Linked DNA regions of Homo sapiens: region 2 is linked to region 1. The links are chromatin loops, found by intact Hi-C in ENCODE. Cell type or tissue: upper lobe of right lung. All regions are shown on one strand. Each heading gives the region's core, and the rest is flanking DNA. Links, peaks and the distances in the headings are about the cores only.

Region 1 (8,344 bases), core at 101-8,100:
CTTTGCCCTGCCTCATCTCATGAGGGCGAGGCCATGTCTGCTTAGTTCATCGATTTTTCTCCAGGGTCTAGTGCAGTGCCTGGCCCATAGTAGACATTCCATAAATATTTATTAAAGGAATGATTAAATGAGAGAAAGCAAACAAGCAAGAACAAAAGAAAGACTGAGAAGAGACAAAACTTTGGGATCACCTGGATATCTGTTACAGGGTTCTGTGTAGGAAATAGAAACCATGCTAGAGTTTTTAAGCAAAAAAGAATATAACATGAAGAATTGCAAACTTGTTGGAAAGGCTGGAAGAGAGGGCTCTAGGCTGGGCCTCCGAGGATGGCTCCCAGAATGTGGTAAAATCAATCTGTCAGGGGTGCTATCACCTCTGCCACAATCAGGAAGGAGGACTCAGGAAGCTGCCACTGGGACTGTTGACTGCAAGAACATCATGGCTGCAAGACAAGGCCAGAAAGTGGTCAGCAAGCCAGGAACAGCGTGAATTACTGCCACCACCGCATTTGCCAGGCAGAGGAACCTAGCCACTGCCACGTCCACAAGATTCTTGATGCCCATGAAGCTGGAGAGTGGCTATCAGTAGCTCCATGATCTTGCTTTGCAGCAGAAAGTAGCCAAAAGCTGCAAGACATTGGCCTCTGCCTTCCAAGCTTTGTGCAAATAAGTCTAATTGGTGTAGCTTAACTCACAATCATGATCCTAATGAAAAGAGACTCTGGGCAGTGTAGTTTTTAGCTTCCTAGACTCTGCAGCACCAGGAGGCACCCTAGAAAGATGTGGGAATGGATTCATGCAACATTTAGCATAGAGTATACATTCTATTGATTGATTGCTACAAAGTAAACTATCCCAAGGTTTAATGGCTTAAAGCCACAGTCATTTGTTTTGTTCAGAAATTTGAAATTTGGGCAGAGCTGGGTGGGTCCAGCTTGTCTCTACTTAATGATGAGTCAGCTGGGGTAGTTCAACATGGGTACCACCGTGTAAGCAAGTCCACGCACACATGGGAGCCCAAGTGGAGAGGAACAAAAGCGCCTATCAGTAGCCCCAGCTGAGCTCCTGAGGTCAACAGCTGGCATCAACGTAGCAGTGTGTTGATGCAGAGCCATTGTGAAATGCAAGAGCCCTTGTGATAGCAGCTCCTCCGGCCACACCCGAGCTGCGCTAGCTGATGCCGTGTGGAACAGGGGTGAGCTGGCCTCGATGAGTCCTGCTCAGATTGCAGACTCGTGATCAAAATAAATGACTGTTTCTATTTCTGCCACTAAGTTTTGGAGTGGTTTGTTATGTAGTGAGAGATCACCAGTACGTGCAGGTTGTGCTGCATGGGAAGGAGGGAGGAGAACAGATGGGGCAATCAACAAGAAATGAAGCCGCCAAAGCCAGAGATGGGTAATGGCTGACCTGAATGTAAGCTAGGTCTACCTCCCCCTGCACCCCAACATTCAGCCTTACCAGCTTTCTAACTTGGATGCTTCCCGAAAATCAACCAAGTATGGTTTGGGTTGTATCTGCCCAGGTAGCAGGTCAAAGCTTGGGCTGAATGCTGGAAGAGCCCTATAATCTTATAGGTACTGCTGCGTGGGGACTCTGTCTCTCCTAGAAACTGCCCCTCAGCAATTTCTGATCATGGTGGAAGATTTAGATTTTGAAGTGGCAAACTGTCATGAAAAGGCAAAACTGACCTATGGTGGTTGTGATTTTTACACAGGGTTCCAGGAGAGTTCAGGTGATTTCAAACAACAGGGTTGTCACATATAGTTGTGCCAGTTGCATACTGCACAATTCTAAGGGGCACCATTCACATTCTAGTCATTATCCTTTTGCATATTTATTACAACAATTTCCTGGCAGATGGCAGCAAAGTGTCTTGAGGCAGGGTAGCTTTTTCGATTTGCATAAAGGCGATTTATAGCAAGTGGCAGGACGCATAGGTACAAAACTAGTATCTAATAATCTTCAGCCAGTAGCAGCGGTTGGGGATAGAGATGGAAAGAGTGGGGACGAGTATTAGGATTAGGGAAGGTCCTTTTGCTTAACCAGAATGGGCACCCAACAGATAAGAAGTATTGAGATTTGTGGGGTTCAAAGTTCAGCGTTTTGGGACCAGCAAGTTTGTAGAAGAGACAGGAATTAGTCCAACAAAGGAAACAGGTTTGCCCTGAAAGGTAGAACTCTAAGGGCTGAATTTATTTAAAAAAAAAAAAATTTTTTTTTTCAGAGACAGGGTCTTGTTTTATTGCCCAGGCTGGAGTGCAGTGGCACAATCACAGCTCAATGTAGCCTTGACCTCCAGGGTTCAAGTGATCCCCTCTCACCTCAGCCTCCTGAGTAGCTGGAACTATAGGTGTGTGCCACCGTGCCCTATTAAATTTTTAATTTTAATTTTTTTAGAGACGACATCTGGCTATGTTGCCCAGGCTGTTCTCGAACTCCTGACCTCAAGCAATCCTCCCGCCTCATCCTTCCGAATAGCTGAGATTACAGGCATGAGACACTGTGTAAGGGCTGAATTTAATAAGTAGATAATGATCTTTTGTGGAGAGATGGGGATGAAGAGAATTAATGAATATATAAGTAAAAATTTCATGATTCTAATGAGATTGGGGAGCAAGGGGTGAGGAGGAGGGAAAAGGAGGAGAGGAAGAGATATAAACATCAGCTGACATGGGTGTGCCCTGTTGAAGTGAAGGGTATCTGGTATACCTACAAATTCCTGCCCACCTTCAACCATTCTAGGTCTGAAAATCTACATTAGTCATGAACAAATATCATAATTCACAGCAATAGTGCAGCTTCTGACTGTTAAGGTGGATTACATGATATCTTTTCATTCTGACTGATTGTAGATTGCAAAACCTTTACAGTTGGAACAATATTCTCCATTTTGCATTTGATTCTGAAACAGAATCCCAGCCAAGCACAGCTTTTTGTTTTATCTGTGTATCTTCCAAGGTCTCCTTTGCCTGCATGCATGTTGCTTTTGTTCTCAGCTTGTTGTTTTAACTATAGCTTTGCTACATTTCCATTTTTTTCCCCACTATTCAAAACAAGTACTTATTTGAATTAGAGCAGAAAAATACTGAATAGAATGAAACATGGCTTTCCCCCCTCTCATGGTGAGGTCATGGTTTAGTGGTAGCAATGACAATGATTAATGCTTTGCACTTCCATTTAGAGAACTTCAGGAAAGGGTAAACAAATATTTTCCAAAATTTGCAGGTGAGAGGAGGAAGGTGAAGTGACTTACGAAAGATTGTGCTGATTACAGTCTGATTTCTCTTCCCCTTCCCAATTATCTTACAAATTATGCTTTGGTGAATAGTCCTAGAGCTGCTCATCTTTTAAATCAAACTAAAGTCCACTGAAGTAGGAAAATTATGCATTTTGCATAAATGATGTGGGCAAATTATTATTCAATTTTTAACAGGGTTTTCCTATCGCTTTCCCCTGCACAATGTAATATGGTTAATTTACCAGAAAGCATTGTTATTCATTCCCTAATTTTCTAAGCAACTGCTGCCATTTGCTTACCATTTCCTCCCTCTCTGGGAATTGACAGACCTTCCGGCTCCATTTGGGGTGGTTTGGGTTCCTGAGCAATCTCTAGAGGCTTGGCTTCCCTCCTGGTGTCTTCCAATGTTTACCCATTGGGAGGAGTCTAAAAAAAAAGAAAAGATTCACATACCTGGATTTAGTTTATGAGTGGCTTAAATGAATCCTTTTGTAAACACACACACACACACACACACACACACACACAGATGAAATCTCTTGCTATTTAGTGATATTTCCCCACAGTACTACGTCTATGCTTTTCATTAAAAACACTATCTGAATAATACCCATTTCATTCTCTCTTGCTTCCAATTAGCTACTCATTGATTATTACATAGTAAGCACTTGATAATTAACTAAAGGAAAACTACCCAGAACAAAACAACCAGAACACCATGCAACTGCTAGTATATACCTTCCATGATGAATGTACATATCGCATGATGATTCAAGCGAAACAGCCTGGCTGGTAAGTGGAAGAATGACAATGGATTTGTAAATAGGAGAAAGCCTCCCACCAGCTGTTATTAAGAGAAGTAGTGAAGAGTTATTATTATTCCAAGCTTCTTTCTGGCAATTCTTTTATTCTCATACTTTATGAGAATGTGAATATGAATATATTTCAGACCATATCCTAATCGAGACACTGGAGCCAACAACCTGCTAAAACCTTCCTCCGTCCTTGAATGCTATTATCTACCACCCCCTCTATTTAGTGGCCACCAATCAGAATAAATGGTGTACCTATATACTGTTAATGGGGTGGCGGGAGAGGAGAGAGAGAGACAGAAAGAGAGGAGAGAAACAGAGAGACAGTGATTGAGATGCTTGTGTGTGTGTACTTTTGGTTTTTCTTCATTGAGACCCATTTGTTGATGTTTTCCATATTGAAAGCATGAGGTAACCCCTAATGGGGGCTAGAAATCAGAAGGAAACAAATCCAAAGGCAAGGAGCACCAGGCTCCGCTAAACACTATGTAACCTACTTCCATTTGTCTTTAAGAGAGTTCAGGCAGCACCTCTTCCAGGAAGCCTCCGCTGTACCCCCCCCCCCCATTCTGAGCTAGATGTTACTACTTTGCTAACAACTGTGCTTCCATCTGAGAGCTTATTGCAACGATTTTTATGGGTCTTTATCCTTACTAGACTGTAGATATTAATTGTCTGTCTTTGAATTTCTGGGGCTAGGCCCAGGGCCTAGCCCATAATAAGTATACAACGAAAGTTTGGAGGAGTGAATGGTAAGTCTTTACACCCATCTACAGTCATATCCACCTGCATCCTGTTGCCTTGAACAGCCCTGGAAAGGACTCCTCTCATGCCAGCTTTGGTTTCTTCCTCCAAATGTGTGCAATGTCTTCATCCTTCCTACTCCCCTGGCTGCCATCTTGGTTAAGCAGGCCAACCTGACCAGACCTCTACTTCCAGGTGGCTCTGATGACTTTCCTCTTCCTTCTCATCCTCAAACGCCCTCATCTTCTGTCTCATTCTCAGTCACTGGGCACTTTGCTGGGTGAAAAGAGGAAATTAGATGAGAGAATCCACATTAATGGGGGCTAACGTTACCTTTTCCATGTACAATATTATGGACAACATCTTCACGCTGTGCTTCTCACACAGGGCACAGGGGCTCCCTGCGTTATGCAAGGGTGTGTCAGGGACACTACAAGCCACAGGCTGGGTAACATGGCACAACTTGATGACTTGGGAAAATAATTTTTATCTGAAGACAAAGATGGATATCTTAGGGAGTAGAATATCAACTTTTCATAAAATGACAAAGCTAAAACGAGCCTTTGAAGGCACTTTACCTAAGGCTACAGCCTGGGCAGCATAGTAAGACCTTGTCTCTCCAAAAAAAAAAAAAAAAAAAAAAAATGTAGCCGAATGTGGTAGCATGCACCTGTAGTCCTAGCTACTTGGGAGCCTGGGGTGGGAGGATGCCTTGAGCCCAAAATGTCGACGCTGCAGTAAGCCATGATCACACCATTGCACTTTAGCCTGGATAACAGAGTGAGACCCTGTCGCCTCCCCGCATCCCCAAAAAACAAAGACTGTGGCCAGGGGTGGTGGCACATGTTTATAGTCCCAGCTACTTGGGAGACTGAAGTGGGAGGATTGCTTGAGCCCAGGAATTTGAATCCAGCCTGGGCAACATAGTGAGACCCCATCTCAAAACCAAACGGAATCAAAATAAGAGTATGTATCACTTGGTGCCATTTACTTCATGCTGTCTCTCAGGTTCCAAGAGGTACAAGTTTATCCTCACTGGCATTGTGACAGTTCTGGGGAAAGAGTTGGGAAGTATCAAGGGTGTTCACTTCAGGCTATAGATTGGGACTTCAATCATATCTGGAACACTGGTGGCCACACATTCATAATGCTCAGGGCTAGCACTGTGGGAAGCATGCAGTCAGTCCCATGTGCTTAGCAGGTTCTTAGGTAGATGTGTCATTCGAAGGTAAACCACTGGCCCCACTGGACAGTGGGCCTCATCCACCTAACAGTCCATCCATCAGTCCAGCCAGCATCTGCCAGAAGCTCATCACTGTTCTAGGTGCAGGGAGAATAATGGTGAACCAATCAGGAAGTTTCTGTTCTCGGGCTCATAGTCTGGCAGGGCAAACACATTAGAGGAGAGCAGTATTAAACACATTGGTGGCATTAAACAGGTTATTAGAGAGTAGTAAGCCGTATGGAGAGGAGCACAGTGTTCTGGCTGTTGAGGAAGCCGTCGTTTGTCACTGGTTACGTTTTGTTAGAATGGTCCCTGCAACACTGGAAAACCATTTATTTTTATTTTCAGTGCTCAGAATTAACTTTTAAAATAAAGGTATATTTGTCCCTCCATAGGATTCTGAATAGTTTGCATGTTGGGAAAGAATGAGGTATGATTTAGGAGTTTATTATGTATGAGAATTTTCTGGGAACATAGGTGTACATAAATTATGAATGTCTATTTGATATTTCAAATACAGTAAAGGTACTATTTTTCATTATTTTCTTCTCTGTAGTTATAAACTATTTTTGAGATAAAAAATATATTTAAAATTTGGCAATTGCTTTAGTAATCTATATCCCCCTGTATCATTTTTAGAATAAAAATGTGTTTAAGCTTCCTTCCCCTGCCCCCAAACCAAAACCAGTCTCCTCCCTCCCTTCTAACAAATATTTTTGATAGCATAATTGAATTCCAACAGTATTGTATAATATATAGTGGTAAGAAGGTCAACAAAAGTCATTTAAACCTATTAAAATACCTTTCAGGAACAAACTGACCAAAGATCATTTTATTCCAATGCAACTTATTAGGAAATGCCTATCATGTGACATTCTTTGTCCTGAGTCATGACTAATGAACAGATGACATCCCTTTTGCTGTGGGCTTTAGTACAATTCTCTTCTGCCTGTTGTTGAAAACCATACTCTTTCAAGATTCATGAAAGAACCATTCCAATTAATATAGTAAACATTCTTAAGACTCCCGGGGAAATTGCAGATAACATTTTGCCACACTAATGCTACTATAAAATCCTCTGGTGCCAACACTTAGCCACAGGAGGATTCCTATCTTTCTCAAAGCAGGTAAACACCTTCTGGTGCTTGTAAGGAAATCTTCAACAGTGTGGCTGTGTTTGAGGGATTATATACACTCTTAACTTTTCTCACGGAAATGCCTGGTTCCCCATACATCTTTCTGTGTCACGACTACGGCAGAGCCAAATGCATCATTTGTCTTTATCTACCCTGATGTTCTAAAGCATGGGACCCTCTGTCTCCTAGGCTTTCTAATCCTCCCAGCCCGTGAACTGATCATCAGAGGAGATCAGGAGCTACAGAGAATGGAGTGAACAGAAATCCTTTAGTCGCAGTTTACAATGTCTGAACTTTGCAAATGGTCTTCTCCGATAGGTTTATTTGATTTTTTTTTTTTTTTTTTTTTTTTTTTTGAGAGAGAGTCTCGCTCTGTCGCCAGACTGGAGTGCAGTGGCGCGATCTTGGCTCATTGCAACTTCTGCCTCCTGGATTCAAGTGATTCTCCTGCCTCAGCCTCCCAAGTAGCTGGGATTACAGGCGCATGCCACTACGCCCGGATAATTTTTGTATTTTTAGTAGAGGCAGGGTTTCACTATGTTGGCCGGGATGGTCTTGATCTCTTGACCTCGTGATCCACCCGCCTTGGCCTCCCAAAGTCCTGGGATTATAGGCGTGAGCCACCGCATCTGGCCCGTTGTTTGAAAGAAGTAAAAAGAGGTTGGCCCAGTGGCTCACGTCTGTAATCCCAACACTGAGAGGCCAAGGCAGGAGGATTGCTTGAACTCAGGAGTTCGAGACCAGCTTGCGGCAACATGGCAAGGCCCTATCTCTACAAAAAATAATCATGATAAAAATTAGCTAGTGTGGCTGGGAGGATCGCTTGAGGCCAGGAGGTTGAGGCTGCAGTGAACTGTGTTTGCACTACTACACTCCAGCCTGGGTGACAGAGCAAGACCCTGTCTTAAAAAAAAAGTAAAAAGTAATAGTTTATTAGGAAGGCTCCCTTTCCAGCAGAGGAGGGCTAGATGCCAGCTTTCCTAAGGCAACAAAGCAAATACTTATTCACTGCCAGGTTACTGAAGACAAAAAATTACTCACCATCACCCTGACATTAAGGCGATACTTTTCTTTCTTAACAGGAGAAGTTTCTGGTCAGCAAATTCCGTTTCCTCACCCTAAGCTTGTACAACTTATGAGGAAGAGAGGCTTCTTGGGAGGTGTGGGGACTCTCTGGAATGGTCTA
Region 2 (8,344 bases), core at 209-8,208, 290 kb before region 1:
TAATGAATAATACAATGGAACTTTATACAGTTCTCCATTATTTCAGCACCACAGAAAAACCAACCTCAAGTACAACTGGGAAGTTAGTTAGAGGCTAAACAAATATTTGTCTTTCACTGGCCCCTCAATCTTGAGAACAGAACACTGCTTTTCCTATCCCTTGTCTGATGAAAATAGTGATGGTGGTGGGAAGTGAGTATAAAATCTTCCCAAGAGTAACTCTGCTTTCAAGGGTCATAGGAAGGGATTCGCTTTCTTCCTACCTTTACTTTTATCTTCACTATTATCTGCAATAGCATGAAACGACTCTCTGAATAAAACTGGAAAAATCAGATATACAAAACAATACCTCTTTATTATATTTGCAATTTCATGAAAAAGTGCCTTCTCATCAGCAGCATAGGTGACTTCGAGTCCTGTAATTCCAGATCTAATAAGTAATGGAGTCTGATATCTGATATCTAAAAAACAAACAAAATGTCTATTATATATAACATTATATAATAATATACCTTCATAATATAAAAGTAATATTATCCTCTACTTTTAAGTAAAATTGTACTACTGAAATATTTCAAATTAAGAAAACATCTCCCCAAGTGAAAACATAACTAACTCAATGTCTTTAAAAAACTCTCAAAAGATTTTTTAGTTTAATATACAACTGAAAATTCAAATTTTGTATTTTCAGCTATTCTCCTGAAAAGGCTGCATTCATAAAATTCCCTAGAAAATAACATATCACTGGCTGGGTGCAGTGGCTCACGCCTGTAATCCCAGCACTTTGGGAGGCCGAGGCAGGCGGATCACGAGGTCAGGAGATCAAGACCATCCTGGTTAACATGGTGAAACCCCGTCTCTACTAAAAAATACAAAGAATTAGCTGGGCATGGTGGCGGGCACCTGTAGTCCCAGCTACTCGGGAGGCTGAGGCAGGAGAATGGCGTGAATCCGGGAGGCAGAGCTTGCAGTGAGCGGAGATCGCACCACTGCACTCCAACCTGGGCAACAGAGCGAGACTCTGTCTCAAAAAAAAAAAGAAAATAACATATCTCTTGTGAAGAAACTGTATTACTTTGTTTCTGTCTTTACTCTTCCTAGCAGGAGAGCTTTGCTTAGCACAGGACATTTTAATCTCTGGTATGATGAAAATGCTTAACCACCACTTCTGCAGGAAAAAAAAGAAAGCCTTAATTTGTAGTGCTGGCCTATTTCATGATGTAAGGACCCCTCCCCCACCCTATGACTGATTTCCAACTGCCAAAGTGACAGCAACTAGTTTGAAAAATTCATGAAAATCCAAGAACTGGCTTGTGAGCTGGTATGTGTCAGCTCAAGCACATCACTGAATAAATTGCAAATTCTTAATATGGTTGTATTCTGTGCTAAGACTTCCTCCTCAGTGGACTGAATTCACTTGTAATGGTGACCACTGAAAGCTGCAGAGGGACAGTAGGTATTTTATAAAATGCCTTATATGGCATTCTATATGAAGAACCTCTGAACCAAAAGTATATTATTTAGAAAGAAAGATAAAGAGATATAAGCAAAGTAAGAATATATCTTAAAAGTATCTTATAAACCATTAACTTATAGTGGTAAGATAAACCCTCTATCAGCAGGAAAATACCTGCATATGCATACATAAGGAAGACTGTGCACCTAATCTAGGGATACATAATAAGGTGGACTCTGTATTAGTAGTAAGTATTTTTATAAAATAATACTTAGAACAAATTATATAAGATAATTATAAATATTAAGATCTTTATATTGCATTGCTTCTGACTTAAAAAATGAATAAATAAATGGGGTCTTGCTATGTTACCCAGGCTGGAATGCAGTGGCTATTTACAGGCACAATCATAGTGCACTACAGCCCCAAACTCCTGGGCTCGAGCAATCCTGTTGCCCAGCCTCCCAGGTAGCTGGGACTATATATAAGCAGGCACCACTGTGCCTGGCTGCTTCTGACTAATCCAAGTAAGAATAATAAATCTAGGACAAAGTTATACACAATCTCCTACCCCTACCTCAGCAAACATTTTAGAAAAGAGTCATCATGCTTGCTTAGATTAGATCTTCAGCACAGGAATTCCCCATTAAAACATTCACCCTAGAGTGGGCAGGTATATCATTAATAAAAATGGACAATACCTTGACTGAAAACTGTCTTGTCTTTATCAATCACTATTACACCTGTGAGTTCTGTTTTTTCTGTATCTGGCAGTGGAGTGTCAGATGAGATGCAGTAGAACAGAGCACAGATTGGGTCAAATTCAGGATCCGGTTCTAAGTCTCGTCTAGTTCGAGCATGCAACTCCACACTGATTAGGGTAAGATTTTGTATCTATAAAAGCAAATAAATACTATGTTTTTAAAACATTTTTTAAAGACATGCTCAAAGAAGTATGTAAGGCTCTAGGGAAATATGTATGTAAGATTACAGAAAAAATGGACATAAAGGACAAAGTCACAGCTCAGCAGCACTCCATATATTAAAACGAAAGATTTTTAATCCCAAGATTAGATTAAATCAATTCATGATGTTATTTCAGAAAATCTGCTCTCAATGACAATATTTAGACTATTTTTCTCAAATATATGCAGGATCTCTCAATGCCTGTTTGAGAAAGAGAATGACTAGTCCAAGTAGTTATACAATGAAACCAAAGTCTGTCACGTTTTACTCTTCATGTAGTTAGCTAAACTATATAGTTTTACCTGTAGTTTAAAGTAAAAAGAGAGCTTTTTTAAAATTCAAATTTCCTACCAATTAATTCACTACTACTTGAGGGCTACTTAAACTTAGACTTTTGCATACACTAGGCAGATTTTTAATTATAGTTTTTCCTGAAAAAAAAAAAAAAAAAAAAAAGAACTGTTATGGTATCAACTACACAACAGCCAGATTTTTACACATGCACATTTTCTCTTTAACATATAATGCAAAAAAGTTAATATTTGCTTTTCATGCTTATTTTTCTATGCCAATATAAACTTTTAACTGTAATTCTTAGTTTTCTTTCTAAAATCAAGACAGAGTAAATAAGAAAAACAAAATATAGGTTGAATTCATGATTATAGCTAGAATTATACCTCATCTTTTTATCATGTACATGTACCTGGCAATGGAAAACAGATTCCTGTTTCAATATTGGTAATTATTCAGATCATATAAATTTAACAAAGGATTTGTGTTTTGTATTATCTTGCATGCAAACTGTTGAAGAAATGTAAATTCAAGTTTCTCACTAGTGACAGGAGTAGAATTTGGTAAATCTCTATCAAAATTAAAATCCATTGATGTGGCAATCCTACTCCTGAAAATTTATCCTAGAGACAGATACACTCATACATGTAGATAAAATATACACAACAAGGATGTTTACTCGAGAATAGCAAAGACTGGAAAAAAACTAAATGTTTACCTGTTGGGGACAGGTTACATAAATTATGTGGTATCCATAAAGGATACACACAATGGAATATTCTGTAACCTTTAAGATTTTCAAGGGAATGAGGCAGATCTGTATGTCCTAATATAAAAAGATCACTATAATACACTGATACATGGAACCAGTAAACACAGTAAACTTCTATACATGAAAAAATGGAAGCACATGCATAGAAAATTTCTGAAAAGTGACATAAAAATGCAGACATACTTATTGCTTTGGGGGAAAGAAATTGCTAGCCTAAAGTAGGAGGGAAGCTTACTTTTCATTGCAAATTTTTTTGTCCTGATTGAGTATTTTTGGTATATATACTATTGCATGTGCTCATTGTAAATTTGTTAAATAATCTTTTTTTTTTTTTTTTTTTTTTAGACACAGGGTCTCTCTCTGTTGCCCAGGCTGGAATGCCATGGTGTGATCATAGTTCACTGCAGCCCTGAACTCCTGGGCTCAAGTGATCCACTCACTTCAGCTTTCCTACTAGCTGGGACTATAGGTACATATCACCATGGCCAGCTAATTTATAAAAACTTCTGTAGAGATGGGGCCTCACTATGTTGCTCAGGCTGGTCTCGAACTCCTGGCCTCAAGCAATCCTCCTGCCTCAACCTCCCGAAGTGCTAGGATTACAGGTGTGAGCCACCTTGCCTGGCCACTAAGTACTTTTTAAAATATAAAGAACATCAATTATGCATGTATAAGGCATAATAATAAAACAAATACAAATCTACCACTTTCCTCAGAAACATATACTGCTGTTTCTACTTTAAAATATTAGTATTAAAAAAAAAATCAAACCACATGAAATGGAGAGCTAAGGGAAAAAACTTTTACTTTTAAATGCATACTCTTCAGAACTTAATTTTAACAATAAGCATGCATTAATTTAGTAAATAAAAAATTTTTAAATGGAAAACTCCTCCCACAAACCCAAATAAAACAAAACAACCAGTTTCATTAGAAAGGGATGAACATATGAGGCCGGGCACGGTGGCTTATGCCTGTAATCCCAGCACTTTGGGAGGCTGAGGCAGGTGGATCACCTGAGGTCAGGAGTTTGAGACCAGTCTGGCAAATGTAGCGAAACCCCGTCTCTACTAAAAATACAAAAATTAGCCGGGTGTGGTGACGCATGCCTGTAATCCCAGCTACTAGGGAGGCTGAGGCAGGAGAACTGCTTGAACCTGGGAGGTGGAGGTTGCAGTGAGCTGAGATTGTGCCATTGCATTCCAGCCTGGGTGACAGAGTGAGACTATGTCTCAAACAAAACAAAAAAAAACAAAAAACACACACACACAAAAAAAAAAACAAAAAAAAAAAAGAAAGGGATGAACATATGAAAAGACATGAAGACTCTGAAAACAATTTTAGGTTAAAAGGGTCTTAGAGGTTGATTTTTGTTTACTAGATCAAATTTTCACACTCAAAATTTGCATTTCTATTCCTTAATAACAAAATGCATTACTGTGCTTAGGGGGTATTTTTTTAAAGCAAACTATATAAAGACATGGCTTGAGAGATTTAGTGAGTGTGACTAGGCAAGAGGCAGGTGAGAAGGGGGACAAAGATTACAACCCTTGTCTTCTGCACTGAGTACTGATGTGCAGAAGAAAGAGAGATTATCCTAGGGTAATGGAAACAGAGGGAGAAAATGCCACAAGCATAATTTCCTAGAGAAAGGAAGAGAACAGTATTTTTTCTTTGGTTTATTCCCTGTTTCAACCACCGGGCGGCAGTTTGGAATGTGCCTTGAGATGAGGAAAGCCGGTTATCGGGAGGAAGAAGCTGTCAGAGCAACCAGTGAGACCTCCAGAGTGATTTTAACTTCCAGAGGGCCCATGGTTCTGAAACAGGGTTACCTAGGAAAATGTAGAAAAGCGTACTTTTCAAATAAGAGAATAATCAAATGTAACATGTCTTTTTGCTATGGTCTATCAAATTTGCTTTAATACATATTTTTAAAAAAGTTTTTAAAAATTTGCTAATTTCAAGTTTGCATTTGATGGTATGTATTACTGAATTTATCACTTAATTTATCTAGGCTTCAGGGGCTAGTATAGACCTAGGTATAAAACAGAAACTGAATGAATGCTGCTGAATGAGAAAAATGTGCAAATGAATAAATGAGGGAGAGACTATGTTCCAATCTAATTCTAAAAAAACATAATTCTCAGTTCAAATGTGAAGAACAAAGGAGGACAATATTAAAATTTTTCCCTCAGTTTATGTTAATCTAATCTCTAGAACAGTTTACAACAGAATTGACTTGAGAAAAAAAACCACACTTAAAAATTGAATTATAACTTAAAGGTGGTTACTAATCCTCTGCTTTAAAAGCAAAGACATAAAGTGACTGTATAAAACTAGCATTGTCCAATAGAAATATAATGAAAGTCACATGTAACTTAAAGTTTTCTAGTAGTCACATTTAAAAAAATAAAAATAGGTTAATTTAAAAACACTTTGATCTGATCCAATATATTTAAAATATTATCCTTTCAACATGTAATCAATATTAAAATTACTAACAAAATATTTTAAATTATTCTTTCCATGAAGTCTTTGAAATGAGTATGTACTTTATCCTTCTAGTATATCTCACTGTGCACGCTAAATTTTCTACAGAAATACTTGATCTGTAATTTCATACAACTTAAGAGTAAAAAATAGTATTACATACCTAAGTCGTTCCAAACATACTTTGAGTCAACTATGTTTTAAAATCTAAATTAAAATTAAATAAAGTTTAAAATTCAGTTCTTCAGTTGTATAAGCCAAATTTTAAGTTCTCAATATCCATGCTGCTAGCGGCTACCATACGACAGCACAGGTGTAAACAATGAAAACATACTCCAATTTCTATCTTACTGCCAGTCAGATATGTGCTTTGAGTTTGTTTTCTGCATACAAATAAATTTACAGTGACCCATTCACATATTCTTTCCAATGCATACTGTAGCTGATGTATATTTTTGCAAAGTCCTAGTCTTTGGCAGGCAGCCTGTGCTGTGAAGATAGCTGGATTAAGTAGAGAGTATATGAGTGAATGAATTTATCCTCTTTTGTAGCAAGCTCTAATCCACTCAGCCAATCAAACAGAAAATACAAGTAAATATCACATTTCAGATGTGACATAACATCTTAATATAATAATCCCCAAAATACAGACTTACTTCTTTTTTTTGTTTTTCCCCAAAGAGACAGAGTCTTGCTCTGTCTGTAGCCCAGGCTGGAGTGTAGTGGCGCAATCACAGCTCACTGCACCCTCGAACTCCCAGGATCAAGTGATCCTCCCACCTCAGCCTCCCAAGTAGCTGAGACTATAGGTGCGCGCCACCATGCTCATCTAATTTTATTTTTATTTTTTGGTAGAGACAGGGTCTTCCTATGTAGCCCAGGATAGTCTTAAACTCCTCGACTCAAGGGATCATCCCACCTCCACCTCCCAAAAATCTTTTCTTATTTTAATGTCCATAAGCTGAATTTCAGTTATGAGATTTGTGAAAGATATGAAATCACAAAGCAGTCTCAGCAACTTAAATGCTTTAAGTTTATGTATTGTACATAAACATGTAAATATACAAAATAGTAAAATGAGAACAAGATGAAGATTAATAGGATAGAATTCAATATACTCCTCCCTTGTTAAAAAAATTCCATACTTGTTTTATAGAATAAAACAGGAGTTAAACTGAACACAATGTATGTGTCCTTACTGTTGCAGTTTTACCTCATGTAAAGCTTTTGCCTCCTGTAAGTTTTGTATGCTGACTTTGAAACCGTAAGTATTGTTTAAAGATGGTCCATCAATCTGAGAAGTTTCTTTCTGTGGGGTATTTACTGCTGCAAATTGATTCTATAAAAAAAAACACACACACACACAGCCAGAAAAAGATACATGAGCAATCATTTTTCTTTTGATTACTTATTCTCAGATAATATGCTTTATGTGTTTAGTAATAAATGGTAAACTAATATCATCTCTAAGTTCAAGAACAAACTGTATTTTATTAATGTTATTTTCATGCTAACAAAGATATCAGAACTGGATACATGTAGAAATATAAGCAAACCATATGTTATCTCTCAGTTCAGAAGCCCTCAATACTGAAAATAACAGTTTTGTAGGGAGTTGACATTTATACCACATGGACATTTATCTTGACCTTTCTTGGAAGTAAGAAAGACAAGCAAGCAATCAATATATTTCCAACTACTTTGGCTAAAGTTTGTAAAAGATTTGAAATACTGATTTGTATTTTACTCTAATATAACATGTGTCTGAAAGATGAATTAAATAAAACAATGTAATCTTCAAAGATTCAGAAAAAAATGGAATCTTTCCATTTCTTACAAAATTATTTTTTCTGATTTCTAAATCTATTAACTGTTTTCCCCAAAGTGTTATGTTCACAACACACTGATATAGTATTTTTTAATATATATAGCTTGTAATTCAACAGTATTTTATAAATGAAAGTTTAAAAAGTTTGATAATCTCAGAAATATTAAAATATATTTTATGTAGTTAATGACATTTATAAGAAGTGGCCAATATATAAGTGATTTCTAGCATATATTTCCAAGGATGTATGTCTAATGTATACTTCTTTCACATAACCATATAATTCTAAGTTTTGTCATATTTTTAGTATTTGAATAAAGACATTTGTGACTTTCCAGAGTTTCAGTAGTAAATAATGTTGCTTTCTTTTACTACTTAGTAAAATAAATTTTAAAAAATCAATAAGGTTATATTTTAGAAAAAAGTAATAAACCAAGAAAAAGGATATATTTTTGGTGGGATCAAAAATCACTTACTTGAGCTCTGCTGTCATTGGATTGTTCTGATTTTGCCAGTAATCAGTTAATGTATTTGTATCCTC

What was found. Peaks named below come from ENCODE experiments on the same cell type or tissue, not always from the same donor. Only the 100,000 strongest peaks of a DNase experiment are listed, where the experiment ranks them.
Region 2: it touches region 1 in a loop (3-fold over the local background); 55 of 110 quality-filtered maps call a loop at or near these places.

The regions. Positions count from the first base shown.
Region 1 is chr6:111,650,484-111,658,827 of GRCh38, forward strand. LOC105377944 (a long non-coding RNA gene) reads right to left here and starts at 5,406. Exons shown (of 3, transcript XR_942874.3): 1 at 4,840-5,406; 2 at 3,541-3,667. In upper lobe of right lung, for the core only: no CTCF peak of the experiment used is centred there; no DNase peak of the experiment used is centred there; H3K27ac peaks cover 344 bases.
Region 2 is chr6:111,356,665-111,365,008 of GRCh38, forward strand. It overlaps REV3L (REV3 like, DNA directed polymerase zeta catalytic subunit), which reads right to left. Exons shown (of 32, transcript NM_001372078.1): 16 at 7,189-7,314; 17 at 2,158-2,350; 18 at 350-461. Among named protein-coding and RNA genes, the nearest start is that of SLC60A2, 100 kb to the left of the region's middle. In upper lobe of right lung, for the core only: a CTCF peak has its summit at 5,172; no DNase peak of the experiment used is centred there; H3K27ac peaks cover 527 bases.